Regions from separate parts of the Homo sapiens genome. Here region 1 is linked to region 2. The links are chromatin loops, found by intact Hi-C in ENCODE. Cell type or tissue: PC-3. All regions are shown on one strand. Links, peaks and the distances in the headings refer to the core of each region. The heading gives the core; the rest is flanking DNA.

Region 1 (16,166 bases), core at 4,252-12,251, 61 kb before region 2:
AAGATGAACATGGAGATAAATGGGATGTGTCAACATTTAAAAATGTGTGAAAAACAGACCGAGAGAGAAGGGACAGTCCACAGGGATTAGAAGACCCCAAAAGATCATAGAACAAAGTAGTAAAGAAATGAATTCTTAGTAGTGGCAAATGCAGGAGAGCCCTCAGATAATGTAATAACAAAATTTATTCATTTGGCAATTAGAAGGTCACTGCTTTGTCCAATAAGAGGTGAGAACCAGATGGAAGATAACTGAATGGGAGGTGAGGCAGTAAATGGAGAGAAGTCTGATGTAAATGGGAGAAGGGAGGCTAGAGCTGGTGTTATCAAGGGAGTTCTTTAAAAAAGGTGTGAGAAAAAGGAACATGTTTGTTAGCTGAAGAGGAAGGGCTGGAAAGCGAGAGGCTCAGAGATCTGGCAGAACAACTCTGGCGAGTCAGGAAGACCTAATCAGAATTAAACGTGTAGCCAATTCAAGAGAGTTTGTAAGCGAGATCGTTAATCCATCTCTATAAAAATTACAAAATGCCCATGCCTATGTCCTGAATGGTAATGCCTAGGTTTTCTTCTAGGGTTTTTATGGTTTTAGGTCTAACGTTTAAATCTTTAATCCATCTTGAATTGATTTTTGTATAAGGTGTAAGGAAGGGATCCAGTTTCAGCTTTCTACATATGGCTAGCCAGTTTTCCCAGCACCGTTTATTAAATAGGGAATCCTTTCCCCATTGCTTTTCTCAGGTTTGTCAAAGATCAGATAGTTGTAGGTATGCGGCGTTATTTCTGAGGGCTCTGTTCTGTTCCATTGATCTGTATCTCTGTTTTGGGACCAGTACCATGCTGTTTTGGTTACTGTAGCCTTGTAGTATAGTTTGAAGTCAGGTAGTGTGATGCCTCCAGCTTTGTTCTTTTGGCTTAGGATTGACTTGGCGATGCAGGCTCTTTTTTGGTTCCATATGAACTTTAAAGTAGTTTTTTCCAATTCTGTGAAGAAAGTCATTGGTAGCTTGATGGGGATGGCATTGAATCTGTAAATTACCTTGGGCAGTATGGCCATTTTCACGATATTGATTCTTCCTACCCATGAGCATGGAATGTTCTTCCATTTGTTTGTATCCTCTTTTATTTCCTTGAGCAGTGGTTTGTAGTTCTCCTTGAAGAGGTCCTTCACATCCCTTGTAAGTTGGATTCCTAGGTATTTTATTCTCTTTGAAGCAGTTGTGAATGGGAGTTCACTCATGATTTGGCTCTCTGTTTGTCTGTTGTTGGTGTATAAGAATGCTTGTGATTTTTGTACATTGATTTTGTATCCTGAGACTTTGCTGAAGTTGCTTATCAGCTTAAGGAGATTTTGGGCTGAGACAATGGGGTTTTCTAGATAAACAATCATGTCGTCTGCAAACAGGGACAATTTGACTTCCTCTTTTCCTAATTGAATACCCTTTATTTCCTTCTCCTGCCTGATTGCCCTGGCCAGAACTTCCAACACTATGTTGAATAGGAGTGGTGAGAGAGGGCATCCCTGTCTTGTGCCAGTTTTCAAAGGGAATGCTTCCAGTTTTTGCCCATTCAGTATGATATTGGCTGTGGGTTTGTCATAGATAGCTCTTATTATTTTGAAATACGTCCCATCAATACCTAATTTATTGAGAGTTTTTAGCATGAAGGGTTGTTGAATTTTGTCAAAGGCTTTTTCTGCATCTATTGAGATAATCATGTGGTTTTTGTCTTTGGCTCTGTTTATATGCTGGATTACATTTATTGATTTGCGTATATTGAACCAGCCTTGCATCCCAGGGATGAGGCCCACTTGATCATGGTGGATAAGCTTTTTGATGTGCTGCTGGATTCGGTTTGCCAGTATTTTATTGAGGATTTTTGCATCAATGTTCATCAAGGATATTGGTCTAAAATTCTCTTTTTTGGTTGTGTCTCTGCCCGGCTTTGCTATCAGAATGATGCTGGCCTCATAAAATGAGTTAGGGAGGATTCCCTCTTTTTCTATTGATTGGAATAGTTTCAGAAGGAATGGTACCAGTTCCTCCTTGTACCTCTGGTAGAATTCGGTTGTGAATCCATCTGGTCCTGGACTCTTTTTGGTTGGTAAACTATTGATTATTGCCACAATTTCAGCTCCTGTTATTGGTCTATTCAGAGATTCAACTTCTTCCTGGTTTAGTCTTGGGAGAGTGTATGTGTCGAGGAATGTATCCATTTCTTCTAGATTTTCCAGTTTATTTGCGTAGAGGTGTTTGTAGTATTCTCTGATGGTAGTTTGTATTTCTGTGGGATCGGTGGTGATATCCCCTTTATCATTTTTTATTGTGTCTATTTGATTCTCCTCTCTTTTTTTCTTTATTAGTCTTGCTAGCGGTCTATCAATTTTGTTGATCCTTTCAAAAAACCAGCTCCTGGATTCATTGATTTTTTGAAGGGTTTTTCGTGTCTCTATTTCCTTCAGTTCTGCTCTGATTTTAGTTATTTCTTGCCTTCTGCTAGCTTTTGAATGTGTTTGCTCTTGCTTTTCTAGTTCTTTTAATTGTGATGTTAGGGTGTCAATTTTGGATCTTTCCTGCTTTCTCTTGTGGGCATTTAGTGCTATAATTTTCCCTCTACACACTGCTTTGAATGCGTCCCAGAGATTCTGGTATGTTGTGTCTTTGTTCTCGTTGGTTTCAAAGAACATCTTTATTTCTGCCTTCATTTCGTTATGTACCCAGTAGTCGTTCAGGAGCAGGTTGTTCAGTTTCCATGTAGTTGAGCGGCTTTGAGTGAGATTCTTAATCCTGAGTTCTAGTTTGATTGCACTGTGGTCTGAGAGATAGTTTGTTATAATGCATTGCCTAGTTTATGTCAAAGAAATAACAGCTCAGTAGCCAATTACGGAATTTAAAAAATATATAAAGCAGGTCAGGATAACTGTGTTTCTAACTGAATTCTGCTGCTAACCATGAAAAATGGCGCTTCTCTGGGGTGAACATAAATGAATGAGTAATAAACCACGTACAAGTGGGATCTGGCCTCCGACTTTGTAGAAAACCAAAGTACACACCTGCTTCCATCTTCTCCTTTCTTCTAGAAGGACCCCTATCATTCAAGGCCAATACCCTACCAAGTGCTTTGGATCTTACCTTTCTCCACCTTCTCTGGAACCCCAAATCATCACTGATGTCTTTTTGCTTTTATTTTCAACTCCTCCCTCTTTCCTGGACCTTTTTCAGATGTAAGGCTACAGCTAGAAGGACAAAGATACTATTGCCTCATTCTCTCCTCCCTTTTCGCAACCCACATTCAAAGAGGTATATAAGGGAGCTTCTTTCAGAAATAAGCCTCTTCTACTACCTGGAAAGGAATGTGTCTAAGGCACCAATTATTTCCAGGTGGCTAAATCCAGTAGCTGTTTTAAATTCTTCATCCTATTTGATCTCTCAGCAGCATTCAACAGCTGGGCTGAAAAATGTTTCCTCTGGCTTTTGTGACTTCACTCCTTCTGGTTGGAACTTTCATCTCTTTAGCTATGCTTGTCATTTGGTCTGCTCATGTTCTGCCACTTAACCTTCAAGAGTTACTCATGGTTTAGCCCTAGATTCTCTTTATACTCTAGCAGAGATCAGCACACTTTTCCTGTGAAGGGCCTCACAGTAAACTATTTTAGTTTTTACAGCCATAATTTCTCTGTTGCAACTAATCAGTGTTGCCACTGTGGCAAGAAAACAGCCAAAGGCAGTAACTAAATAAATGGGTGTGGCTATGTTCCAATACAGTTATTTACAAAAACAGATGGTGGGCTGGATTTGGCTCATGGCGTGGGGTTTGCCAACTCCTGCTCTATACTATCCCTAGAAGAGTATCCTTTACTGTGTGCTTCCAAAGATGTATACCTTCCAAGGTATACATCAGTCATACCTTGAGGCCCTTCTGTCCACAAACCTGTATCATCAACTGCCTACTTAATACCTACATTTAGATATGTCAAAGGCGTCTCAAGCCTTAACACGGGAATCGTGCTCTTTCCTCTCAAATCTGATGTCCCTCCAGTGTTCTTCCTTAGTAAAAGGCACTGTCATCTATACAGTTGCACAAAGCAGAAAAGGAGTCAACTCTGACACTTGCCCTTCTCTCATCTTCTAATTCTTTGAACTGGAGGAATACTTAAAACAGGTAGGCCTGAAAATGGCATTACTTGAAGCACACAAATTTAACACTTCACTAATAGAGCTAAACTTTATTTCCATGTTTATTACATGTTTATAACTTGATGTTGAGTACATATTAGAATAGACTTAACATACAACTTGGGAGAAAAGCTGACATTCTCCACTGAATGGGTTAAAAAGGAATGTAAAACTACAAAATACTTAAGTGTGAGTTCTAAATTATGGCAAACAGAACAATAAATACCTTGCCATTTTTCTTTCTAATTTTCCAAGATAGATTTCATTATAAAAATTGTTTGATAACAATTTAAGAAGGGAAAACAAGGGATACTCATAAAAAACATTTTACTTTAATTATAGGGTACAAATAAGAGTCTTAACACAGAAATCCTACCTCCTATTTAAGATATAAATACTTGATGATATAATCAATCAAGAGGGATTAATTAATGTCAGTTGAAAATCTAATGACTTAAATCCATAAATGCCATTTGCTTTTGTCTGGAAGATTTAGACTGATTTAAGGGTGACACACAGCAGAGTTCTAGTGGACATTCGTGTTAACCGTTTGGTGCTCAGAATGGAGATGGCCAAATACCAAGTGCTTAGTGACAGAAAGTCAGAATTAATCAGTTCCAAGTGACTAAGAGCCAATAGAATTAATCTCCATCTCCTGATTTATGGTTGTGAACAAAGAGATAGCTTTTTTCACTGCAAATTTCTAAATTAAACTCTATTCTGAAGCTGCTGAAATTCACAGAACACAGAGAATACTGTCTGTACTATAATTTCAATGTTTAAACACAAAATTATGGGTGATTATCAAAACTATTATTGGTAATAGTTTCTTTTGATTCTTTACACGCCCCTTAGCACATTTTGTGAAGAAATGTGTGTTTTTCTTAATACTACTCATCTTTACTCAAATACATTAAAAAATCATTTTAAAATTATTTTATATCATGGATTACAGAAGACTTACTAAAAGTGAATAATGCTTATTGTTCTCACTACATGTTTAAAGAACCATCTGAAAAACATATTCTTTCTAATACCACTTACAAAAAACATTTAATGAAGATAACACTTCTAATTAGGTTATTCTAGTGATCATTTTCTCATGTAACTATTTAAAACAGATGATTTATGGCTTTTCAATTTTTAAAATTTCACATTTAATGTCATGTTAAAAACTTTTCTAAATCAGTCTTCCAGTATCGGATTCTTAAGTGAGAAAAAAGAAGACAAAAGAGGAAAATTCCGTATCAATTATTTAGCCTCCTCCCTTCCCTAGAAACCAACATTTCCTTTTAAATGCAAGGCACACTCCTTTTCTTAGAACAGAGATCAGGAAACTTTTTGTGTAATTTTGTGTAAAGGGCAGGTTAATAAACATTTTGGGCTTTGCGATTCTCATTTGGCTTCTATTGCAGCTGTTTACCTTAGGCTGGAGTAGTGGGAAAGCAGCCATAGACAATCTGCATTTATAAAAAGAAGTCCAAATTTGGCCTTTGGGCTATAGTTGGCCAACCGCTGCCTCAGAAGAACAGATCTACATACATAAAAGAATCATTCGAAAGAAACTGGTCTCTAGTCAGATGTGATGTATGATTCAGAATCTAGTAGCTAATCACTCTAGAACATTTTGATGTCAAGCACTTTGAATTTAGCCAACTTAAGATTCTTCTATTGAAACACATGTCATGCTTTTCATTGGAGATAATTTATCTTCATTTAAGAATGTGCTTCAGTATTACTTATTGAGGGCATTCAGTTTAAAATTAATAAATGATGTCCATACAATTTAATATCCAATTTAATTTTTTAAAAACTTAATAAAAAATATAACAGAATTGAAACATTTAAGTACACTCACTACCCACTCCAGTAATTCATTTAAGTCATACCAACTATAGAATATGAAAAATAAATTCAGAAGTGTAATTACTTTAAAATACACTACTTCCACTTTTGTAAGTATTTTACATTTATGTATATATTCTATAGTGGAAGCAGAAATTCTCTCTAAAAACATTATCTCCTTAAAATCTTGAGGTGCATATTAGAGCCACAGGCAATCTCTGACATATAAAATTGCAGTACAGGCCTTTCAAATTTGGCATTTCACTGGTACAATACAACAACCAAGATATATAATAACTGTACAGTGCCTAGACATTCCAGTAAGAACCATTATTTTCTTTAATGTAGAATGATTAATACATATTCTACAAGGGGCAGTAAGGTTAGTAATTCTATAGGGTATGTCCCGACATAATTTTCAAATTGTACAATAACACAAACAACTTTGTTAAGGCCATGTTTTATTTGCTGATTAATGGACAAAAGGCAATGTAATTTATTTTCAAGTATTTTCTTGAAAGTCTGTGCTCATAAAAATCATGAAAAGTTGGAAAGACTGTTAAATCACTGAAACTTCAAATATATCTTACACAATCTTGTTTGTACAAAAATACAAGTTAAATATAAACATAAAGCAATCATGGTAATTTTATGCAAATCTGTTTTATGTGATCATCAGTTATATATAAAAGTTTCTCAGTTCTGTTATTTGTGAAAAGATCAATACCAGATTGAATGACTACCTATTGGCAAAGGGCCCTAAAAAGCTTACTTTAGCACTCATCTTTTACATGGTTAAATGCATTTCCTAATTTGAGATCACCTAAACACTGGAAAAGAAAAAAAATGAAAGGGCAGTATGTCCATAAACCAACAAATAATTTGGCTGTAATGTATCATAAAACACAAACCCCACACATCTGTACAATAAACATTATGTATTACATACACACAACACACACCCAGTCATAAAGCCTAATGATGTGCTGCTTCCAGTTCAATATTCAGCTGTGCATTTTTTCTTATTTCATCAAATGAATAGCTTTTTGTCACCTTGCCATTCTTGAAGACAGTATGGAGAAGATCCTGCATAAATGGAAATTTCATGATTATATTACATTATTAAGCAAAATACCTGAATCCTGGTTTGATGAATTAGACTAACCAACCAGTCAAATACAGAGATGCCAATGGTGTTCAAATTGTGAGATGATTTGATGCATAAAAAATGCTAGTGGAACAAGGTACTATCTAAAATGGCCAATCACTGAGTTGCCTGGTATGTAGAAATATTTAACTTCTATGAAAAGGAATGACCTTAATACTACATTCTTAAACCAGTTTTCTTAAAGGAAAACCAAGAAACCTAGCTGACCAATCTTTTTTTTCCTCAGGCTGAAGGAAGATGCCTGGGTGCCTAGGGAGAACTGTAATCATTGTGAGTGTGCAGCAAAAAAGCCTGGTAAACCCTGCCTTGTTCCTGGCCAACAAACTCAACAGTGATTAAACTTATCAAATGGAAGTTTAAGAAATTTGCTAGTGCTAAATTTGGGTCTAGAAAACCCACAAAAAGCCAAAAGCCAATCCCAAAACAGAAACAAAGAAAAACAAGTATTGCATTCTTGACTAACACACAGTGACTGGGTTAAAGATTCTGTTTATACTCCAAAAGTCAATGACAAAGGTAATCCACTTCATCCATACAAGAGTAGCAAAGACAGATTGAAGAAATTAAATTCCCTTTGGGTCTGGTAGAGCCACTCCTGTCTCACTAAGGAGTTACCTGCTTCTGGTTTCTCTCTGAAAAATCCACAGAAGTAATCTCAATTTTCCACCTAGTCTGAAGATTGAGGTGCATATGACATTATCTAATATTTCTGTCATTGTGTTGCTTCAAACCACAGTGCTTTAGCTGTAGCATTTTCTTTCACAAATTTAAATTTAAGGGAATACTAGTTCCTACTCTTAAATCAAATTGCCTAGATGATTATGAATTATTTTCTAGTTTATTCTACTATCATTCACATACTCTTAAATCAGTGTCTTTTAAAAATCACACTTAGATTTTTACTTTTAGTTTGAAGTGACTTTAGCTCATCTAGGATAAACTAAATCTGCCAAAATCTTAGTAGGTACAAGAGTTACACAAAGCTTACTCAAATAATTGCCTAACAGGCTATATAAAGGGATCTAATTCTAAAAGTTTGATTTACAAACATATTTTTTCATTAACGGTAACAAAGTTATTTCAATTCTGGCTCAAAACCTTAATAAATGTAAAAGTAACATGTTATAAGCAGTAATTGTGATGTAGTATAAAGAATCAAAATAGGAAGTAATAGTGCACTCATGTTTAGTGTACTTTTTTCTAATAATATGAATATTCATGAATAGTTCTGTCTAAAGTTTTTTTTGATCAAGTGGCTTAAAAACCAAAAATTTTTTAACTTGAGTTCACAAATATAAATGTACTTTTGTATGCTAAAGACCATTAGATCATATGAACTACTTTAGTGTACTGTAAATTTTTCTAGTTTGGTTGATTTGAATCAGAAAACTTGGTTAAATCAAGGTTTCACCATTTATTATGTAATCCAAATCAAGTCACCTTGTTTTCACATTTTATATTAAAGTAACATAGTTTGCTTTTGGATAAAGTGTATACAAACTTGCTGTCAATCACTATACTTACGTAATATTTCTCCCTATGTATACACAGGCCCCGTGTTTATGACGTAGACACTTGTTTTGTATCTTATTTTGGTAGGCCAGGTCAGCAATTGGACATTTTATAATAAAATATAATACTTTGTCTTCCACAAAAACAATAACATAAAAACCTCCTTTCTTATTAATTTGGTGAGCCAACCTACTATTGCTTAAAAAAACCAATCAGCATAGATACATACCTGACCATATTCCTCAAGGTCTCCTTTTCCTTCCTCCAGTGTAACAAAATTCCCTGCTGGCGTCCTATGTAAAGATAATCGGCCCTTTTTGGACCTTTTGTTGGGATCAGCAACTGGGTCCTTGAAGACGTTAATCTGAAATCCAAATTAAGAAAGTTAGACAAGTAGAAGACTAATCATCAGAAATGTCTAAACACTCCCTTACAAAAAAGCACATACATAATTTACATTTAAGTTTTAAGCACTTAATAGGTATAACTGAACCAATCCACATCTGGCTTTCAGAAACATAACACTTTAGCCTGTTTTGAAGGATAGTCGTTTGTAATAAAGAAAAAGTATGACATCTTGGATATCCTTTTTGCCACTGAAGAACACCTAATACTCCATTTGTAGGAAGTCTGTGAGCATTCTAACATGTGACCCTTAAGGTATCTCTTTATATTACAAACTGCCTTTAAACTGACAGTAAGCACAGCATGTACATGCTGTTGAAGAAAAGCCCAACTATACCAACTACGCCAAAACCACACACACAATCTTTGGAGAGGGAACAAGAGTATTACTAAGGTAAAGGCTTTCCTATTTCATAACGTATCCCTCTTTTGGTACTTTTTACTTTTGCCTTGTTATTGTCAGAAGCAAAAGTCTTAGAGAACCTGAAGACAGCAGAGTGTTTCTACATCAGAAAGGTAGGCAGCAAAGAAACAGAAACAAGTGGCAGTGGAACAAGCAGCAACAAATGAGTCAATCCCAGAACTTTCCAAAGAAAGATCAAAGAGTGAAGCAGGGAATCAACTCAGGTGTTCTTAATTCTTAGCATCCTCCTGCCTCTGTCCCTTGCTCTATAGAATCTCCAGCTCTCAAGACGTTACAAAGAAGCAAGGGGGGTTGTTGTTCACTTGCCTAGCTGTTCTATGGCTACTAGAACATGACTGTGGTATAACAATCCAAACCTCATATTCTACCTTCCTGTAACAGTTTGGTCAGTGATTATATACTTGCTTGTCTTTAATATATGATGGCTAGGTAAGCTGACATTCCTACTCAAATATTACTTTTTGATCTAAAGGTAAAAACGGCAGTGGGAAATGACTGACCTGTATTATCTCTCTTAAATAATCTTTTTCCTTATTGTTCTTCCTTTTTCCAAATCTCTGTCTCCTTAGGTCTGTTATTACCTAATATCTCCCTTCTTTCCTTGTTTCTGAGTTAAGGTCAGTAGTACCCAACAACATATTAACAGTCCACGGCCACATCAATCTTTGACAAATGCACTCAATAACCACATTCTACCTAGATACATAAGGAAGGTAGTAACACAGAAGTAATTAAAAGGTGACATACCCCAAGGCCATTAGTTACAACATAGCTACACTTGAAGGAACAATTCAAGAGATCTCTTGTCAACTTCTGTAGCAAACCTCCACCAGAACCGAAGGCAATATTTTCAATACTCCACATTTTTTGTTTCATGCCTTCTACAATCTAGAAGATTAAAACAAAACAAAACCAAACCAAACCTTAATTTGGAAGAGAATGGAGATTATTTTCAAGGGACAATATTGATGAATGAAGCATCCAAGACTGTTTTATAACACGGTCAATAAATAATTATAGCCCGCATTTTGTTTTTAAAGACCCACCCACCCCCAAAAGATGGATATGTGTGGAAGGAGAGGATTTCATGCATAGTTCCTGAATCTGCATTGCTGTCACTGTGGTTCTGGTAGGATTCGGGGAGTGAAGGAAATGAGAGAAAGTGAGAAAAAACTAGCTATAAATATCTAAGATTACTTGAGTCAACTTCTCTCATTCACCTCGTTAAGTTATTGTCCAGATCTCAGCAACACAAGCAATGGGAGCCAATTTACTAGACTCTAGGAATGACTGTAATCATCACCAATAAGTCACAATACACTGTATAATTACATGTCATATGTAATGGAACATGTAAGAATCAAAGATATTGGTGGCAAAAGAGTATAAAATACTTCTCCTATATAACAGTTGGTATACTGGTAGAGTCATTTTATTCTGGCTGATATACCAGTGCCAGAAACAAAATTATGCACAGGTGCTGTGGGTGTTAAGATTACTGTATCATTTTTGGGAGAATGATTAGTTATAAACCAGCTAGAGAGACCTGTATGAACAGTTCTAAAAGAGTTCTTTCAAGGGACATACAACTTTAAAGATGTGTTTATTACCAATGTCATTTGTATTTCTTTCACCAAAGTCAAGTTTATTTACCTAGCATCTGCCTTAATATATTCAATCACTTTGATGATAGAATGTGGCAAGTGAAGTTTGGTAACCATTTATTTCATGAGAATAGTCAAACAGAAAGCAACTGGAAAGGCTGACTCTGTTTTAAACAGAACTTTCAGAAGTTATTAGAAAATCATAAGTGTAACAGCCTTATGTGTATCAAAGTTACCACATTCTCACCAAATAGTCTCAAATTGACTTTTTTAATAGTCTCGAATTGACTTTCTTTGTTTTCAACACTGCAAAGGAAAAAACCCAACAAATCCCAAGCAACTTCATTTTTAAACAAATCTACATTTAGAAATGCAACTTTCTTTTTAAATGCCAACCATCTAATTTGAATCAAGATGAATCTAGAAGAATCAAGATGAAAACATATAAAACTTATTTAAAAGTGATTCTTTTAGGATGCACGCAAATCCAGTCTCATGTCTTTATTGTACCTGAACCTAAAGGTACCCAAGGCCCCTGAGTTCAGGTTTTCCTTTAAATAATTGTGAACAAAGTGAATTTCAATACAGAAGAAATGCAAAGAGTAGAACAGAAAAGGGGAAGAAAAGGGAAACAGGTAGATGGAGGGTAAGGTAAAATATAGAGAAAATAGTTTCTGACCTGTCACCTCATTTTAGATATGCTTCAGAGGCAAAAACAAAATGAGGAAATAACAAAGAACAGTATCATCTAATATCATATCACTGTATTTCAGGCCAAGTTTCTTTACCAAAAGTTTTAAAATTTAGACAATTTGGAGTTAAAGTGAATTTTGAGTCTGGGAAGAAAAACATTTAATACATGTGAGACTTCAAAGAAAGCTTCCTCTTGCCAACTCTGATAATGCAATACTATGTTAATATTTTAATAAATCACTCCAATAGAAGTTTCAATGATACCCAAGAAGACTGAATCCATAACTGAAACACAACAGAAAAAGAAGATAGGCGCTCTGTATTTTGTCCAACACAAAAGATATTTTTATTTTCCTAAATAAGCAGTTTCATTTTGGTACACAGTGCAAAGTGAAAACTTAGAGCAGGTTTACACTGTCAACCTCATGGGAATTCACAGGGGTGACAGGCTGAATAGCAAAGTCCAAGAGTGAGGCTGACGTCAAGGAAGAAAACAATTGTTGCAAATAAAGCAGATTTTTCATTTTATCAAAATTACAGCATCTAATTTAGTATACAAAGCAAAACTGAATTCTTTTTCCTGCTTCTAAGAACATATTTTTCATACCAATGAATGTAAAGAAATTACAAGTACAGATGGTCACAAACATACAATGGTTCAACTTAACAACGGTGCAAAAGTGATTCGCATTCAGTGGAACATCAATAAATTACTTGAGATATTCAACACTTTACTATAAAATAGGTTTTGTGTTAGATGACTGCTCAACTGTAGGCTACTAAGTGTTCTGAGCACCTGTAGGGTAAGGGAGGCTAAACTACGAGGTCTAGTAGGTTAGGTATAATAAATGCATTTTCCACTTAACGTTTTCAACTTAAAAATGGGTTTATTGAGACACAACCCCATGCTAAGTTGAGAGGAACATCTGTATTATCCTTTAGGTACACCAACAGGCCCAGCTTTTTAAAGGTATTTTTCTGGCCAGGCGCAATGGCTCACGCCTGTAATCCCAGCACTTTGGGAGGCCGAGGCAGGCAGATCACCTGAGGTCAGCAGTTCGAGACCAGCCTGGCTAACATGGTGAAACCCTATTTCTACTAAAAATCCAAAAAGTAGCCGGGCGTGGTGGCACACGCCCGTAATCCCAGCTACCCGAGAAGCAGAGGTTGCAGTGAGCTGAGATTGTGCCACTGCACTCCAGCTTGGGCAACAAGAGCAAAACTCCATCTCAAAAAAAAAAAAGAGAAAAAGATATTTTTCCTTCCTGAGTACATCTGCATTAACACAAAACGATTCAATCCTCTAATTGTTCTGTTTAAGTTTCACTAATGCCAAAGAGTATTTATCTCAATATTCTTGTTTATGTAGTTTATTCATGTACAGTTTTGGGCTGATTCTCAACTATACAGATGCACATACAGGCTGGGAATGGTGGCTCACACCTGTAATCTCAGCACTTTAGGAGGCCTGAGTCAAGGAGTTCGAGGCCAAACAGTTGAGACTGTTTCCCAGACTGGGAAACAGTGAGACCCCCATCTCTACAAAACATTAAAAAAAAAAAAAAAAAAGAGTCAGGTGTGGTGGCACACACTTGCAGTCCCAGCTCCTCAGGAGGCTGAGGTGGGAGGACCACCTGACCCTGGGAGGTTGAGGCTGCAGTGAGCTGTGACTGCACCACTGCACTAAGCCTGGGTGACAGACTGAGTCCCTGTCAAAAAAAAAAAATCGCACATACATTCCTAAAGTTTATATAAACAAGGAAAGAAAAGAAGGAAAAGAAAGCCGAAGAGCTTTGATTTTTGAAAGGAAAGTTTTGAGTACCTGACTGAACACCCAACTTGAACTCCGTTCAACTTGCCTGAACAATCCAACAGCTGACTGCTGGAACAAGGAAAGGTAGGCACAGCAACAGGCAGGCTAATGGGATTTCTGAAACAGATACAGTACCCTGCCATGTTCTTTCACCTGCAAGGGGGAGGGGTGTGTGTGTGTGTCTGTGTATACACGTAAGTGCTAAAGTGCCTGAAAGGCACCTGGGAACAGTACTTAACTGACACCAAGGTAAGAGACTGTCAGTTCAGCTGAGCTAAGGGGAAAACGGCAATTAGGTGTGTCAGCTGAGATTGCTATGTGTAAGGTCCTCCCCCTTCTCCCTGCAGACTTTTCTTCTATTTCTTTTTTCCTTTCCACATGAAAGCCCCTATGTCCCAACACCAAATGTCTTAGCTGAAGGAATTCCCACTTCTCTTAAGCAAGGCAGTTTGGAAGAGGTAGTGGAAGAAACCTCATCTCTGTTATTACAAGAGATCTATTCCGGACGCCTCATATTGGAACTCTAAATACACCATCACCGCAGAAATACTGTTTGATTTGGAAGTGAGAAGTATTATGTACAACAATCTTTGGAAAACTACTATAATTTGGGTACTGACCTTACTCTATCTCCACCAAACTCTTTCGAACAGAAAAAAACTTGTGTTTCATAGCTGTAGATACCATCTGAGATTCGTATACATCAAAATGTCAGTGGTTTCTGAATGCAAATGGCCTACATTATGTTAGTGATATTCTACAGAGTATTTTAGGTGTTATGATGAAATTATGGCCCTTAAGAACCTTATTTAGTAAACGAGGCAAAAATTTTAAGACAATACAGGCATACTTTGAAAATACTGTGGGCTTGCTTCCAGACCACTGCAATAAAGCAAGTCACGGGAATTTTTTGATTTCCCATTGCATATAAAAGTTATGTTTATACTACATTGTAGTCTATTAAGTGTGCAATAGCATTATGTCTTAAAAATACATACCTTAATTAAAAATACTTCATTGCTAAATAATGCTAATGGTCACTTGAGCCTTCAGTGAGTCATCTTTTTGTTGGTGGAGGGTCTTGCCCTGTTGTTGATGGCTGCTGACTGATCAGGGTTGCTGAAGGTTTTGGGGTGACTGTGGCAATGCCTTAAAATGACAACAATGAAGTTTGTCACGTCAATTGACTCTATCACGAAAGATTTATCTGTAGCTTGCGATGCTGTTTGGTACGATAGCGTTCACCCACACAAGAACTTCTTTCAAAATTGGGAGTGCATCCTCTCAAACCCTGCTTTGGTTTTATCAACTGATTTTACTGATATTCGAAGTCCTTTGTTGTCATTTCAACGATGTTCACAGCATCTTTGCCAGCAGTAGATTTCATCTCAAGAAACCACTTTCTGTATCCACCCATATGAAGCAAATCCTCATCTGTTCAAGTTTAATCATGAGACTGCAGCAATTCAGTCAGATCTTCAGGCTCCACCACTTCTAGTTATCTAGCTATTTCTACCACATTTGTAGTTACTTCCTCCACTGAAGTCTTGAAGTCAAATCAAGACTCAGTTATCTGTGAAGGTTGGAATCAATTTCTTCCAAACTCCTGTTAATGCTGACATTTTAACGTCCTCCCATGAAGCATGATGTTCTTAAATGGCATCTAGAATGGTGAACCCTTTCAGCTACAGACTTAAGAATATATTTCTTCTTTTTTTTGAGACGGAGTTTCACTCTGTTGCCCAGGCTGGAGTGCAGTGGCGTGATCTTGGCACACTACAGCCTCTGCCTCCCTTCAAGCAATTCTCCTGCCTCAGCCTCCTGAGTAGCTGGGACTACAGGCATGCATTGCCCCACCCAGCTAATTTTTGTATTTTTAGTAGAGACGGGGTTTCACCACGTTGGCCAGGATGATCTTGATCTCCTGATTGCGTGATCTGCCTGTCTCGGTCTCCCAAAGTGTGGGATTACAGGCGTGAGCCACCACACCCGGCCAAGAATATATTTCCTAAATAATAGCATCTGAAATTACTCTTTGATGGATAGGCTGTCGAACGGACGTTGTGTTAGCAGGCATGAAAAACAACATTAACCTCTTTGTACATCTCCATCAGATCTCAGATGCCATCTGCAATGATATTTCGAAACAATCTTTTTTTTTTTTTTTTTTCCTGAGCAGTCGGTCCCAACAGTGGGCTTAAAATACTCAGTACACTATGATGTAAACAGACATGCTGTCATCCAGGCTTTGTTGTTCCATTTATAAAGCACAGGCAGAGTAGATTCAGCAAATTCTAAGGGTCCTAGGATTATCAGAATGATAAATGAGCACTAGCTTCCACTTAAAAGTGACCAGCTGCATTATCCACTAATGAGAGTTAGCATGTCCTTTCAAAGCAGATGTTGTCTTCTCTCTAGTTATGAAAGTCCTAGACGGCACCTTCTTCCAATGGAAGGCTGTTTCCTCTACACTGACAATCTGTTTAGTCACCTGCATCAATGATCTTAGCTAGATCTTCTGGGTAACTTGC
Region 2 (16,166 bases), core at 4,873-12,872:
AACTTCCTGGTGGCTTTGTTTACACTGTGAGGGGAAAACCGCCTATTGTAGCCTCCCCTAACCAAGCTCAAGCGTCCCAGATCGACTTCAGACTGCTGTGCTGGCAGCGAGAATTTCAAGCCAGTGGATCTTAGCTTGCTGGGCTCTGTGGGGGTGGGATCTGCTGAGCTAGACCACTTGGCTCCCTGGCTTCAGCCCCCTTTCCAGGGGAGTGAACAGTTCTGTCTCACTGGCATTCCAGGTGCCACCGGGGTATGAAAAAAAAAAAAAAAAAAACAACAACAACTCCTGTAGCTAGCTCTGTGTCTGCCCAAATGGCCATCCAGTTTTGTGCTTGAAACCCAGGTCCCTGGTGGCATAGGCACTGGAGGGAATCTCTTAGTCTGCAGGCTGAGAAGACCCTGGGAAAAGCACAATATCTGGGCTGGAGTGCACTATTCCTCATGGCACAGTCCCTCACAGCTTCCCTTGGCTAGGGGAGGGAGTTCCCCAACCCCTTGAACTTCCTGGATATGGTGATGCCCCACCCTGTTTTGGGGCTCACCCTCTGTGAGCTGCATCCACTGTCTAACCAGTCCCAATGAGATGAGCCAGATACCTCGGTTGGAAATGCAGGAATCACCCACCTTCTGTGTTGATCTTGCTGGGAGCTGCAGACCAGAGCTGTTCCTGTTCAGCCATCTTGCCCGCAACCCCATCAATTTCTTTCTGTATTAGTTAACATTTTCAATTTTATGCTTTCCCTGTCATATTGTCAGATTAAGCATTTTTACTGTTCTACTTTTTTCATAGATTTTTCTTCCATTAATATAAAATATTCCCCTTTTTTTATGTAATGATTTTTCATCTTGAATTTTATTGCATGCAAATTAACATCACGGTATTTTCTTTTTATTGGCATTTACTTTAGCTATTTTCTTTCCAAAACTTTATTTCAATTGTTCTGGGTCATTTTATTTTAGATACGTCTCTAATAAAAAGCATATGACTGGATTTTTTAAAAAAAATACTGAGTTTTTTTTCCTGTCAATAGAAGAACTTAATTCATTCATATTATTGGGGCACATCCTGACATTTTCTCTTATGCTCCCCAGTTAATATTCCCCCTTGTTAATTTTTTTCCTTTCCTCTGGAGATCAAGAGAAAATCCTAAAAGTTGCCAGAGGAAAGAGGGTAAGTTGCTTACTGAAGAATAAGAAGCAGAATGCTAATGGACTTTGCATCAGCAATGCGAAATACTGGAGGACAACAAGCAGTATCTCTAGTTCTGAAGGAGAATTAATTTTAAATTAGAATTTTTAGTCAGTCACAATTGAATTCAAATATAAGAGGTGGAAATGACATTTTTGAACATGCCAATACTGTCTACTGCTTAGTATAGAGTCGAGCAAGCCATGCTAAAAGGGCAGAAGTCTCATCTGAGGTCCCGTTCTTTTTACTGCAGTCTTTCATATTCTTGCCCAAGCATGTCCTTGCATTTGTGGATCTTGAGCGTGGAGCAGGGGTCAGCCACTATGGCCTTTGGGCAAAACCTACTCTGCTGCCTATTTTTGTAAAGGTTTTTGTAAAGGATGTTTGGTTGAAACACATCAATGTTTGTTCACGTATGCATCTGTGCTGCCTTCTCCTGCCCTGGAAGAGTTAATTGCTACAGAGACTGCCTGACTCACAGGGCTGAGACTAGGTGAGGAAAGAGAGGTGCCCAGGGTGCAATATGGATGCACTCCTTTTTAAGGCTGGCCCTGCACTTGCATGACCCCGAGCATTAACACTGCCTTGAATTGTACTCACCAGCTTCCTCACACTTAGTCCCTACTCTGCCCAAAATACTTTCAATGTGATCCTTAACAGAAATTGTTCCCCAACACCTGGTTTAAAGTATTACCACAATTGTTTGCATTCCTGGGATGGTTTTCTCTTGTACAAAGTATAGACCATAGTTTCCTACCTTCAGCTTTCTCTCTCACATGCTTTTTATTTGTGATCCATTATTTTTTAAAAACATTTTTTTCTACGTGTTTTGGGTAGGAGGATGGTAGATCTATTTTACAAAGAGATCTAATGACAATTTAGTCTAAAAGATAGCATTTTAATATAAACTGCTATTCTTTTCTTGTTCCATTCAACAACCCCCTCACCCCCACAACTTTTCCTGTAGAATCTATTATTGGAAGTTTTACCTTTTCAGAGCAAATCTGACAGTTTTGCAGCAGACATGGCATGGAGTTATATATTCTTTCCCAACCACCCGCCTGTCAAGTTCCTAAAAGGTTCATAAATATGTCACTAGAAATTGTATTCATATTGATTTTTTTCCTTGAGTCCTTTTGTATTTATTGCCAAGGCATAGAATTAATATCATTCTTACCCTCGTATTGGCTGCCTGCCTTGCACAGTAAAATGTCATTACTGACTTGTTTATGTATTTAGCATCTACTTTGTGCCAAGTACAAGTGCCGTGCAAGGGGCTAGGGCTGGTGATGAGAAAACTGACCCTGTTCCCGCTCTCACTGAGCTTACAGTCTAGTGTGTGAGGCAGCGATTAAGTATTAGTTATAAGCTGTGGTGAGTGGTATGAAAGAATGATACAAGAGGTGCAATAATGTCTAAAGGGTGATCCTGACCTAGTCTGAGACTGCTTCCCTGAGAAAGTGATGTGGGAGCTGAAATCTGCAAGAGGAGAAATCAACTAGATACACTTAAGGAGAAGAAAAAAGAGTATTTGGGGAGAATGAGCACTTTATGCAAGTGTCCTGAGGCAGGACAGAAATGACAGAAAGATAAAGTGACCAGAAGAAAGATAAAGTGACCAGAGGGCTGACAGTCACTTCCATGAGGAAAGAGTATGGACAAAAAAAGGCTAGAAAAGTGGTCAGTGGCCACATCATATACATGATGTAAATTTTGGCCCTATTTTTTAGAGCAATTGAAATTCATCAAAAGCTTTTAAGCTGGGAAATGGTTGATGATATTTAAATAATAATTAAAAGTCAGTATTGTAAATGCCAGAGGAGAAAAGAGAGTGGGTGTGGGTACAATTATGTTAGGAGTTATGGTAGGAAATGGGAAATGGTCCAGACTTAATGGCTTCCTTTTGCTTGATGATCTGTGAATCAATGTCGTCTGCTGAGAGCAAGGAGGGAACAGATGTGAGGCGAATGGAGAATTGAAGTCGATTTTGTGGGGCATGGGAGAGGAAGTTGACCAGAGGCACGTGTTGAATTTTGAGCGGCCTAGATTTGTAGCAATTGCTACAAATGTATGACAATCAACTTTAGGTCAGGACCACCTTTTAGACGTGATTGCACCTCTTGTGTTGTTCTTTCACACCACTCACCAGGGCAGCATGATTTCCTTTAGTAGACCTCTTCTGGCTGAGTGTAAGCTGTTTGGATAGGAAAAATTGGCTGACTGGTCAGGGAGCCCCTTTAATTTAATATGTGCCTCAAAGCTCCTAGCACAATGCTAGGCCTAGAGTAGCTACTAGTAAATATTTGTTAACCAGTTCTTCCCAAATGCTTTTGAAAAAGACCTGGTCAGCTCTACCCACCATTTCTTCTCCATTCCTCCTCGGAGAGCCACTTGGCCTCCCATATTCTCAGCATCCTGTCCATGCTCAGAAAAGTTAGGTGTTCTGGAACCTTGTTCAGTAGATGCATGTTGATGACTGTTTTTTTGTTTATTGTTTTTGGCTCAGTGAATGAAAATAAAATGGAGCAGGACCATTTAGGTCATTTGCTCCTGCTATCATTATTCTAACATTATGTACAAGGCCATTTTCTTTTTAAAATACATTTGTGGCATGTGCTTTTTAGGGGATGGAGTCCTTTAAGTCAAGGACTCTTTGCCAATGTTGTTTTATATCTCCCCTAGCTGTCTTTGTGGGATTCAATGTTTTGGCTAAAGTCTTGATCACAGCCAATTGGGGAAGATGAGGTACAGGCAGTTCTCCCTTTTCATCGTTGCTGCTGCCTTATTTGGCACTACCAGTGCTTCTCTGTTACCCTGAAGGCAGTGGTTTCTGCATAGACTGAAATGGTGAAAAACAACAGCATCTGAGCAACTGAAATAATACTCATGCTGTCAAGAATTTATCCTACTTCTAGGTGACTGAAAACATGGTTTTCAGAATACATTACATCTAAAGATGAGCTAATCTGTAACTGAAGATTGGTATCCCATCTTTTATCAGCCAGCAAGAAATACAAGGACCCACTGAACATTAACCAGGTAAGACATTTTACAATTAAGTAGAAAAATGTACCATTTCAAAAAAAAGGTCCCTGCTGTATCTTTTTTTGCATGTTGCTTAATAATATTATTCTGCTAAGCAAAGGTGAAAAATCTAAGAAAAAGACAATGTGAGATAAAAGACTGGACTAACCCAGTAACAAAGTACTTATGATTCTTATAATCTGTTTTTTTTTTTTTTTAACAAAGGAAATCTCAGAATGACATTTGTACCTCAGGCCTAGAAAGCAATACATCCAAATTAAAAGTCAGTGTTCTTCAAGAAGAAGAAAAATGGAATGAATTTCATGTAATATCTAGCATGAGTAAGAGGCTTGACTCCATTTGTAACCGGGTCTCACTCTGTTGCCCAGGCTGGAGTGTAGTGGCACAATCATGGCTCACTGCAACCTTGACCTCCTGGCCTCAAGCTATTCTCTGACCTCAGACTCCTGAGTGGCTGGGACCACAGGTGTATGGACCTCCTGGGCTCAAGTGATCCTCCCACCTTGACCTCCCAAAGTGCTAGAATTATAGGCATGAGCCACCATACGCAGTGGAAGATATTTCTTCTCAAAACAAACAAACAAAAAACTAGATGCAATCAGAACTACCAGAAAAACAAAGACCTACACAAAAAAGTCAGAATCTAAATATGCAATTTAAATATGCATAATGACTTTCAAAAATTGAGAGAGAAGAAGAAAGAAGAATCCATTTGACCTCAACTCCAAAACATTCTTCTTTGAGTGGCACAGGGGTTGTGATGTTGGCACTATACAAAAGAAACGGCACACTTCACCATGACTGTGCTTCTTCTCTATAGAAGGTCATTGCTCCTGAAGAGCAGCTCATCCCTTCCACAAAGCTTACCCTGGAAATTCTGGCAACTACTCCTTCTGTAGTTACTTCTGGCCTAGAGATTGCCAACCATGGCTGAATCACCATACCTTGCTGGTTTCCCTTAACCCTGCTCACACTTTTGTAAAACATCCTTCATGAAACTCTCTTCAATCACCTCTCTTGAGAGTATCTGTCAGTACACTGACACCATGAGGAAGAAAGTGAGACAGTGCTTTAAATTCCACCCAGTGATGACTGCAGGCCATGAGGTCATGGGAGATGAGAAACATGCATCAGGCCCCATGTCCTTAGGCCTCTCATAGTGTGCTCATCTTGTTGTGGCACATATGATTCCAATGTGTGTGTTTATAGGTACAAATGATTCCTAAACACAAACATACTATTACTACCTTAGACTTAAGTGAATAAACAGAAAGCAGTTCTCATAGTCAGATGTATTAGTCCATTTTTACATTGCTATAAAGAACTACCTGAGATTGGATAATTTATAAAGAAAAGAGTTTTAATCAACTTACAGTTCTGTGTGGCTGGGAAGGCCTCAGGAAACTTACAATCATGGTACAAAGTGAAGGGGAAGCAAGGCATGTCTTACATGGTGGCAGGAGAAGGAGAGTGAAGGGAAGTGCCACACTTTTCAACCATCAGTTCTTGTGAGCCCTCACTCACTATTAGAAAAACAGCATGGAGAAAACTGCCCCCATGATCTAATCACCTCCTACCAGGTCCCTCCTGTATTACAATTCAAGATGAGATTTAGGTGAAGACACAGAGCCAAACCTTATAATCACAATTAAAGCATTTAGTACTGTGATACAAGCTACTAGAAGGCTCCTTTTCTACATCTTGGCAAACAGAGAAGGCTACATCCATCCCTGTTCATCCCCAGCTTGGAGCCCTTCTGCAGGCTGTGCACAGGCTCCCCCATCACATGCAATGGTCCTGCGTCTCTCTGTGCCAGAGGAAAAATTGGTTATGTTGGACTTACTGAGCAACTATTCAGTCTTGAACTTTATAGACTGAGAAAATAAAATGTTGAACCACAGCCAAACCTTCCAAATCAATCTTCTCATGTTGGGTTATGAGAAGGGACTTGTTAGATGTTTCTGTGCGATACCAACACATCTCAGCAAAAGCCCAATCCAGACACCAGGCTCACTGACTGATGATTGAACTTTCCAGTTTTTATGAAAACACCTGTGTTTGTCCATTTTGCATTGCTAAAAAGGAATACTTGAGGTTGGGTAATTTATAAAGAAAAGGGGTTTATTTGGTTCATGGTTCTGTAAGCTGTACGAACATGGCTCCAGCATCTGCTTGGCTTCTGGGAAGACCTCAGAGAAGCTTTTACTCATGGTGGAAGGCAAAGGGAGGGCAGGCTTGGCACATAGTGAGACAGGGAGCAAGGGCAATTCCAGGCTTTTAGACAATCAGATCTCACGGTAACTAGTAAGAGTGAGAACACACTCATTACCATGTGGCGGCCCCAAGCCATTAATGAGGGACCCACTCTCATGACCCAAACACCTCCAACTAGGCCCTACCTCCAATACTGGAGATCACATTTCAACATGAGATTTGGAGGGGATAAATATCCAAAACTACATCAACACCTCTCTTGGTGCTGAAGACCACCCTTGCCTCTTGCCCTCTCAGATCCCACTTCCACGTTGGTATCCCTTCCCTCACTTGGTCAGCATCAAGGCCTTTCTACGTCTGCCTCACCCCTAGCCCAGGGGTAGCCACGCTGCACACATCAGCTTCTTCTAACCCTGCTTTCAAGTGCACATTTAAATTAGTGGCTCAGTTGTGAAGTAGGCAACACAGATTTCCAGGCTCCCCATTCTGCGTCATTTTCCCCTTTCTTTCTGGCTTCTCCCCCATATCAAGCTTCCAAGGTCTTTTTGTTTGGAAACATACCAATGCTACCCAAAGGATGTTTTTTTCAATTATTTATATTTGATCTGAAGGTCCATTCTAGTAAGGATAAGTCCTCACATTAAATGCATACAATTTGCCTGTGGGACTTTGGTATGGTTATGGCTGTCATACATTCTCCCTTCTTAGCCCAGTGTGGGTGTGCCCAGACTCCACTACTGGTTGCTGATAGAGCACCATTCTCTTTCTCAATTTAAAGCAATTAAAGAGCCCATTTCTACCCAGCACCACTCTGGTGTTGTGGCCCAGTCTATGACCCTTAATCCTATTTTACCAATAGGTGAAACCACAATAATAGCTAGCATTTTCTCAGTGCTTTACATTTATTAATTTATATATTACTTATACAAGTTATATGTAACTTACACTTGGTAGTTATACAAGGTAGATTCTATTATCCTAATTTTACAGGTGATAAAATTGAGGTACAGAAAGGCTACATACTTGTTTAAAGTCAGTAAGAGGTGGTAGGTTTCAAACCCACTCAATCTGGCTTCACAGTCCATATACTGGCACTCGATAAATGCCACATATCCTCTGGGCCAAGCTTAAATATCGCCCTTTCGGTTCTTTTTCTGCCTTATACGATGGGACAAATCTCTACCCTCTGCACCCTCATTAACCTGTACATGCCTCTATAGTAGTCCTCATCTCATTGCACAGGGTTATTTTACAAGAATGCTTTCTAGTTAGATGTGCCTTGAAGGTGAGACCATGCTTCCTTTTGGTATCTCAGTACAGTGCATGGCAGGCTATATAAATTCTACAAATGTTGGCTGAATAAATCAAACTTTTCCTGGTTCCTTCCGCATCCTTCAAAACTCCTATTCTATATCTCTTTCTAATAGGTTGCTGTATGATTTGTACATTTTTTCTTTAAATCAATGCATCAGTATCAATGGCTGATTAGAGTTCAAGTTTTGATGGGGAACTTTAATGCCTTAATAGGATATAATAGCTAAGGGTGGGAGGTTTAGGCACTGTGATACAATGGCAGGGGAGAGATTCGTCATCAGCTGGTATGAGCCTGAGGCTAAAATCTTACCTTGTAACTGGCTATTCGTTCTGTCCATTCTTAGGGCATAACTTGGTTACAATAACTGGAAGTTAGTGAATTTATTTCCTTTTCGTAAAATGAGAGATTTGAACCAAATGATGTCAGTGTTCCTCTTCAGCTCAAAATTCTGTATTTGTAGGAAATTATAGAAGTAAATAAATATATTTTGAGAAGCTGATAAAAATAGGTGGAATTAATGCAGGAGTTTCTAGGAAATTGTATAAAATGTTAGTGGTAAAAGTGTCATCTGAAACTACTTGGAAAGAAATGTATTTACAGAGTTAGGTATGTGCAAAATTAAATATTTACAAGGCTATGTGTAAGCATTAAAGTAAAAACATGGTTCCGAATATGGTAAGGATGAAGAACTTGATTTCATAATAAATACTGAATTACTATACTTCCTTCTTGGGAACACCAGCCAAGGGTTAGAAATTTTAAGGATAAAGCCATTTTAAAAATTATTGCTAGAAAGTTTTCATTTTACAAAAATTACCTAATTTGCTGTTCATACCAAGATAGAGTTTGTGTTTATATAAACAACATAAATTTAAATTAGATTTTTAAAAAAGTTCTTAATTGGTAGTGTAAGGTCCCCTCTGTGCATCTTCTAAGTGGTTTACATGGAAATATTCTTGAAAAAGCCCAAATAGATGAATAGTTGCCACAGCCTTGCAGTGCTATGCAATTCAAGTTTTAAGAAGATTTGAAAAAAGATAGGGTGGGAGAAGGAAACAGACATTCATTAAGTATGTCGACCAGTCATGTTCCAAGCATTGTGCTGGGTAGTTTACATATGCTGTTCCATTTAACATGCACAGTCACTTTGCCTGGTGTTTATACCATCCCCACTTAAAAATTTAGAGACTAAGTCTGTTCCTTCTTCCTAATGCTACTGTTTATTTCCTTTCTTTTCTCTTGAACACGGGCATTTTATGTTTTTAGGACAAGTTATTCTAAATAATAAAAAGAGCAACAACCGCTGTTTATTGGGCATTTTCTATGTACTAGGCATTGTGACAAACATTTTACAAAAATTTCATAATTTACTCTTTATACCAATCCTTTGAGGTGGGGATTACTTCACAAGAACAGAGAGATTAGATACCTTGTGCTGAATTACATGTCTAGCAAGCAGTGGAGTGGGGTTTGAAACTGGAACCATTGACTCCAGCCGCTCTACACTAGTGTCTCTGTGGTTTCCATGTGGTCCACTCAATACTGTGATGAGCTGGTTCACAGGAATGTCAATAAGAAAGAAAAATAATGATGTAAATAACAAAGTATGTCATGAAAACCATTTAATGTTGGTTAATTAAATTATACAACATCTGTGGAGCTGGAAAAGAAAAATTTCAGGTTTTACAAATAGTGCCTAATAAAACAATTGAAAACACAGTAAGCATGATTTTATCAGAGTTGAAAGTACACAAAGTGCACACAAAAATTCAGAAGTACCTTTAGTCCACGTTGTATTTTCTTCCTGTTTAGTCACTTCCTTTAGGGAAATATTGACAAATCCCTTACAGCCCCCCATTTAAAACAGTTTAACCAGTAGATTCTTGAAATTCTGAACAGGGTCTTTAGTGATTAATTAATTGAATGCTTTTTATATTCGATTCTTATTCTCTCTGTGAGGCACAGCTCTAATGTTTATAAACCTAACTTTGTTCAACCCCCAATAAAGATAGGTTGGCCTAGTATACACGGAAATAGGATGTCTTACATTGAAAGTGCCTTTATTATGTACATTTTATGCTGTTCTTTTCTTTCAATTTCTCTTTCTCCAGCTTTTCTCTTATACAGTTCCTTAAACTTACTTCTCCATTCTTCTTTCTGGTTTTTCTCAAATCTTTGTTCACTTCCTCAAAAATAAAACTGAAGTCATTCTCCAAGGGTTCTTTCTGGTCCTGTGTCTGTACTTCCACCTTAGAGTCAGTAGTCTCTTATGTAAGTTTCCGTATCCTGACTCTAACTTCCCTGAACAAGCTCTTAACTTTCTCCTTTCTCTCTCTCCTTTTCTTATTTTTTTTTTGTTGTTATCAATTGTCTTTGATAGAAGTTTGTCTTTTTAAAAAACATTTTTATTCCACTCTCCTTGTCCTTTAATTGCTTCTGCCCATTTGGTTGGCAAGACTGAATAGCCCATTTCTGCTTCTCGTTTTCTGTATGCTTCAAATTAAAGAAAGTGTTAATTTTAAACCTGATCCCCTTTCTGTCAATCTCCTCTTCTCCCAAGAATGGAGGCTTGGCTTCTATTGGCTTATGGTACCCTTGTTTCTTCCTGGGTGATTATAGAATAATGGGCATCAGATTGACCTGGAGAATTTTCCCATATGTCTGATCTTCCCATTTCTTTTACATCTACTCTGATATCCTGGGAATAGGGTGGTATAGGGGGTGAACAGCAGACACAAGGTTTTTTTGACAAAGCTCCATGTGATTTTCCTGCTGAGACCTTCTCTCTTCCAGCCTACCACTGATTGGGATCCTCTACTCCAGAAGCTCCTACTTCCTGGGTAAGACATAGATACATGTGTTTAAGGCAGGATTCTGCCAGTTGATGAATGAGCCATCAGTTTAGCAAGCAGTGAGCGGAGTGCTTTAGGGGGCAAGATGTGAGTGGTGCATGAAAGGGATCATATGCCTCTTTTCCATTTGCTACCAGGAAATTCATGTAGGGTTGAGCCAAGATTCATTCTATTATTAAGTTGGTGCAAATGTAATTGCGGTTTTTGTTATTAAAAAAATGGCAAAAATTACAATTACTTTGCATTAACTGAATACAATCAATAGTAATTCTTCATACTGCATTTCTGCATACTTACTTAAATTTCAAGTGAAAAACACACACACAAAATGTTGTTCTGAGTTCACATAGCCTTTGGTTTGCATACAGAGTCTGCCCTAAATTCTCCAAGAATTGGAAGTCCACTGCGTCCAAAGAAATATACTGAAACAAATAATCTTCAGGCAATGCCTAGAGATGTGTCTACCAGTTTCTCTGACTTGGACTAGAGCCTTGGATAAAAGTAAAAAAGAGACATTGTCCATTTCCAGTGAAATTGAAGGACTCAACACCAGTATCTGATGATGTATCAAGTCAACTATATCCTCCAGAAGAACAGGAAGAACTTGATTTTTTATTTGATGAACAGACGCAACAAATAGAAGAAAAAGAAACACATTTACTGATTGGTCTCGTAATGATTCAGATTATGAAATTGATGAGCTGAATTTCAACAAGATGTTGATTTGAACTCAGCTATCATTTTACCTGAGAAAACATCCTGGATAAGATCAAACAGGCAACCACAGGTTTCAGGCAAAAATGGCCTATGTCATTATGAATAAGACTTGTGGATGGAAGAGGATGAAAACAAACATACAGCCATAAAGAAATCGACACGCTGATCTAAAATTCACATGGAAATCCAAGGGAACCAGAATAGCCAAAATAATCTTGAAAAAAATGAATGAAGTTGAAAGACTCGTACCTCCTGATTTTAAAACTTACTATAAAGTTAAAGTTATCAAGACAGTGTGGTACTGGCATAAAAACAGACATATAGGTCAGTGGAACAGAATTAAGAGTCCAGAAACAAACCATGTGGTCAACTGATTTTTTACAAGGATGCTAAGACTATTTAATGGGACAGAAGACTGTAGTCTTTTCAACAAATGGTGCTGGGACAACTGGATAGCCACAAACAAAAGAATGAAATTGGATTCTTACCACACACAATATACAAAAATTAATTCAAAGTGGATGAAACACCTAACTCAAAGAGCCTAAAACTATAATACTCTTAGAAGAAAACATAGGCATAAGTCTTTTTGAACTTGGTTAAAACATTTATGACACCAAAAGCACAAATGACAAAAGAAAAAAATGGATTAGATTTCATAAAAATTTAAAATTTTCAGCCAGGTGGTGGCTCATGCCTGTAATTCCAACACTTTCCGAGGCAGGGGGATCACTTGAGCCCAGGAGTTCAAGACAAGCCTGGGCAACATGGAGAAACCTCATCTCTACAAAAAAATTTAAAAATTAGCTGGGTGTAGTGGTGTGTACCTGTAGTCCCAGGTACTCAGGAGGCTGAGGTGGGAGGATCAATTGAGCCCACGTGGTCAAGGCTGCAGTGAGCTATTATCATGCTGCTGCGCTCCAGCCTGGGTGACAGAGAGAGACCCTGTCTCAAAGAAAATACAAATTAAAAACTTTCGTACTTCAAAAGACACCATCAAGAAAGTGAAAAGGCAACCCAAGAATGCGAGAAAATATTTGCAAGTCATGTCTGATAAGGGAATTAAATGCATAAACAACTTTTACAACTCAATAATAAAAAGACAAATAACTCAATTTAAAAATGGGCAAATAATCTGAATAGATATTTCTCAAAAGGAGATTTACAAGTGAACAATAGCACATGAAAAGATGTTTGGCATCATTAGCCACCAGGGGAGTACAAATAGAAACCACAATGAGATACCACACTACCTAGCACTGGCTGGCATAGCTATAATCAAAATGACAGATACTAACAAGTTTTGGCAAGGATGGAAAGAAATTGAAACACTCATAACCTGGTGGTGGGAATGTAAAATGGAAAACAGTCTGGCAGTTCCTCAGAAGGCTAAACATAGTTATCCAGCACCTCTTATCATAGGTATATACCCAAGAGAAATGAAAATATGTGTCTAAACAAAAACTTGTACATGAATATTCTTAGCAGCATTGTGAAAGTGGAAAGAACTCCAATGTATACCAACTGATGAATGGATAATTAAAATGTGGTATATCCATGTAATGGAATATTATTTGGCAATAAAAACAAATGAAGTACTGATACATACTACAACATGAAAACCATATGCTAAGTGAAAGAAGCCACTCACAAAGGACAACTTATTGTATGATTCCATTTATATGAAATGCCCAGAATAAGGCAAGCCATAGAGACATAGAGCTGGTGGTGGGGAGCAGGCAGAGAGGAAATGGGGAATCAATGCTAAGGTTTCTTTTTTGTGGTGATGAAAATGTTCAAAATTGATTATGTTGATGGTTACACAGCCCTGCTTATACACTAAGAACCCCACGGAATTGAATACTTTAAATGGATAAATTATATCATATTTGAATCGTATCTTAATAAAGCTGCTACAAAAATTTTTTAAATTGCTGTTATGTTTATATAGAATAAGTCCCATAAAAATGTTCTGAAGACATTTTTCTGTGTAGAATATTAAGCCAATACTAGTGACAGCAGGCTGATGCCAAAATATTCATATATATTAAACTAGAATGCTGGAGAAAGCTTAAGGAAAAAGGTACATTAAACAGAGTAGAATTGAAAACTACCTCTTCTCTCTGGTTTCACATAAAGTTTCTATCCTCAGCATGCTGTATGAATTATAAGAAATCAGAAGTAAAGAGTAGAAATGCTATTCCATGTGGTTTGGGGTGAAGAAAATAAACTTTTGCATCAAACACGTGTTCAAATACTAACTCAGTTTATTGTGGGGCAATAAATGACAAAGTTATTTACCTAATGGTAGGGCAATGGTTGAGGAAAACTGTTGAACTGTTTCCCATACATAGTCTGGGGATATGTGGGTATTTTGTTTGTATGTTTTTTGTCTGGCTAGTGTCCTTTTATCCTTCTTTTGTACCAGAATCTAGAAATATCCTTGGGAGAAACATCTTTCTCCTTCTGTCAGTTCCTGTACTTTGGTGAACTTGAATTCCTTCCTGCTTTTCCATGTAGGTGCCTGTAGCCTGGATGATCAGCACATTCCGAGGTTTAGGGATGGGGCCAAATCAAATGTAGCCAGTAGGATTAATCTTATGGCCTTTGTTTGATTGTGAAAGTGGACTTCCCTCTGCTGCTGTGGGTGAGCTCGAATCTGACAGGACAAATGTCTGGAGTTCTCGGACTTCCTGCCCAACTCATGAAGTCTGAGCGTGTGGCCAGTGCTGTTGTGAGAGAGCGGAAACATGCAAAGGTCCTGGGTCCTAGGGACATCATTATGGCCCTTGTTAAAGGCACAACAGCATGAGCCCTGGACTTTCAGTTATAAGCCGAGACTTTTGCTTTCAAGCTTAAATAAGTATTGGAAATTACCTGTACCCAAATGAATCCAAAGGTAACATTACTTGCTGTTCCAGTTACTATGGCTTGTAGCAAATGGACCCAAAACTTCATGGTTTAACACAAGAACACATCTATTTTGCTCACAAATCAGCAATCTGGGTGGGGATTGGAGTGGCTCATTTCTGCTCTATTCAGCGTTAGTTGTGGCTGGAAGCTGGGGCTGGACTCATCTGGAGGTTTACTCCCTTACATCTGGTGCCTGGGCTGGGACAGCTCAAACAGCTGGGACTGGAGAAGTTGGGGCTCCATGGGTCTCTCTCTACATAGTCTGCCCATGTGCTCTCTCCAGTATGGCAGCTTCAGAGTGGCTGGATTTCCTACATGTCAGCTGAGGGCCCCCAGGGCACGTGTCCCAAGGGAGGAGAGCAGGGGAGAAGCTCTATCATCTTTTTTGTCTTGCCCTCAGAAGTCATGGAGAATCACATACACCATAGTCCCAGGCCCACCCAGATTGGAGAGGAGCAAACGTGGACCCCACGTTTTGATGGAAGAGTGTCAACATCATACTACAGGAATTTATGGATTGGGATATACTGGCATAGCCATTTTTGAAAATACAATTGGCCACACACTATGAGGTATTTGTAAAGATTAAATAAAAATTTTGTCATGAGACTATCCTGCAAAAATATGATATAGAGCTGGAGACCCAAATGGGCTGAGAGACTCTAAGGAGACTGTGTGAACTGGAAAAAATTATCTGGCCAAGCCAGGGAAATGCTAGTGAGGAGAGATCAAAGAGGGAGTTGAGTGGAGAAAAGCAATACCCAAGTTTTATCATGTCTAGCTCTAAAAGCAAAAACCACAGAGGCTTGATAAAGGAAATGTACAAATAACATTTATTTATAAATCTGTTGTTTCTACATATGCTAGCATTTCTGATTAAAGCTGTTTATTTTTGCAGTCATGCTTGCATAACAGCAGAGGATAAATGAACATGGTGCCAGCCTCTTCTCTTGGTTCAAAACTTCCTATGATAGAAGTTTTACTCTGTTAATCCTGTGACTGAAGCAGAATGCCAACATTAATATTCCTAAAATGTATCTTCAATATTTTTTTGAGAAATCAATATAAGGATTTTGGAAGCTAATGCCATAAAATTACAAATAAAGTTACAAAGTGACAGCAAATGTTGGATACTTATATTAAATATGAATCAGAATATTGCTTGGGGGTTAAGACAGAATGACAAAGTGAGTAAAGCCAAGACTAACACAAAATTTACTGATGAGGCCATTGCAATTAAATTGAGTTACAGTAATAAAAAACCCTTTAGATTCAACGTCTAAAACAATGCAAAGGAACTAGCTCTCCAACTTTGTAAAGTCATTCTGCCCCCTCTAAACTTCAATTTCCTCATGGACAAAATGAAAGTGTCTGATTAGAGCAGGGGTTTCCAATCTTTTGGCTTGCCTTGACCCAAGACGAAGAAGAAACCAATTCTCTTTTTCCAATAGGATTGGAAAAAGAATTGCTAATTCTTCTTTTTCCAATAGGATTGGAAAAAGAATTGCTAATTCTTCTTTTTCCAATAGGATTGGAAAAAGAATTGCTAATTCTTCTTTTTCCAGTAGGATTGGAAAAAGAAGAATTGCCTTGGGCCACAAATAAAATACACTAACACTAACGATAGCCAATGAGCTAAAACAAACAAGCAAACAAACACAACAGCATCTTGCTTCCAAGATGGCCAAATAGGAACAGCTCCAGTCTATAGCTCCAGGTGTGAGCAACACAGAAGATGGGTGATTTCTGCATTTCCAACTGAGGTACCGGGTTCATCTCACTGGGGCTTGTCAGACAGTGGGTGCAGCCCACGGAGCATGAGCCAAAGCAGGGAGGGGCATCACCTCACCTGGGAAGTGCAAGGGGTTGGGGAAGTCCCTTTCCTAGCCAAGGGAAGCTGTGACAGATGGTACCTGGAA

The links. A loop is a pair of places that touch in the nucleus more often than their neighbours do. Peaks named below come from ENCODE experiments on the same cell type or tissue, not always from the same donor. Only the 100,000 strongest peaks of a DNase experiment are listed, where the experiment ranks them.
Region 1: it touches region 2 in a loop (7-fold over the local background); 3 of 110 quality-filtered maps call a loop at or near these places.

The regions. Positions count from the first base shown.
Region 1 is chr7:106,244,092-106,260,257 of GRCh38, forward strand. NAMPT (nicotinamide phosphoribosyltransferase) reads right to left here. Exons shown (of 11, transcript NM_005746.3): 9 at 10,273-10,413; 10 at 8,926-9,060; 11 at 4,207-7,102. The coding sequence ends at 6,992. Among named protein-coding and RNA genes, the nearest start is that of NAMPT, 33 kb to the right of the region's middle. RefSeq lists an enhancer at 15,909-16,166. In PC-3, for the core only: no CTCF peak of the experiment used is centred there; no DNase peak of the experiment used is centred there.
Region 2 is chr7:106,304,259-106,320,424 of GRCh38, forward strand. It overlaps the pseudogene LARP1BP2. Among named protein-coding and RNA genes, the nearest start is that of NAMPT-AS1, 27 kb to the left of the region's middle. RefSeq lists a silencer at 9,176-9,315 and an enhancer at 15,628-16,166. In PC-3, for the core only: no CTCF peak of the experiment used is centred there; DNase peaks (open chromatin) are centred at 8,043 and 9,393; H3K4me3 peaks cover 1,537 bases; H3K27ac peaks cover 2,920 bases.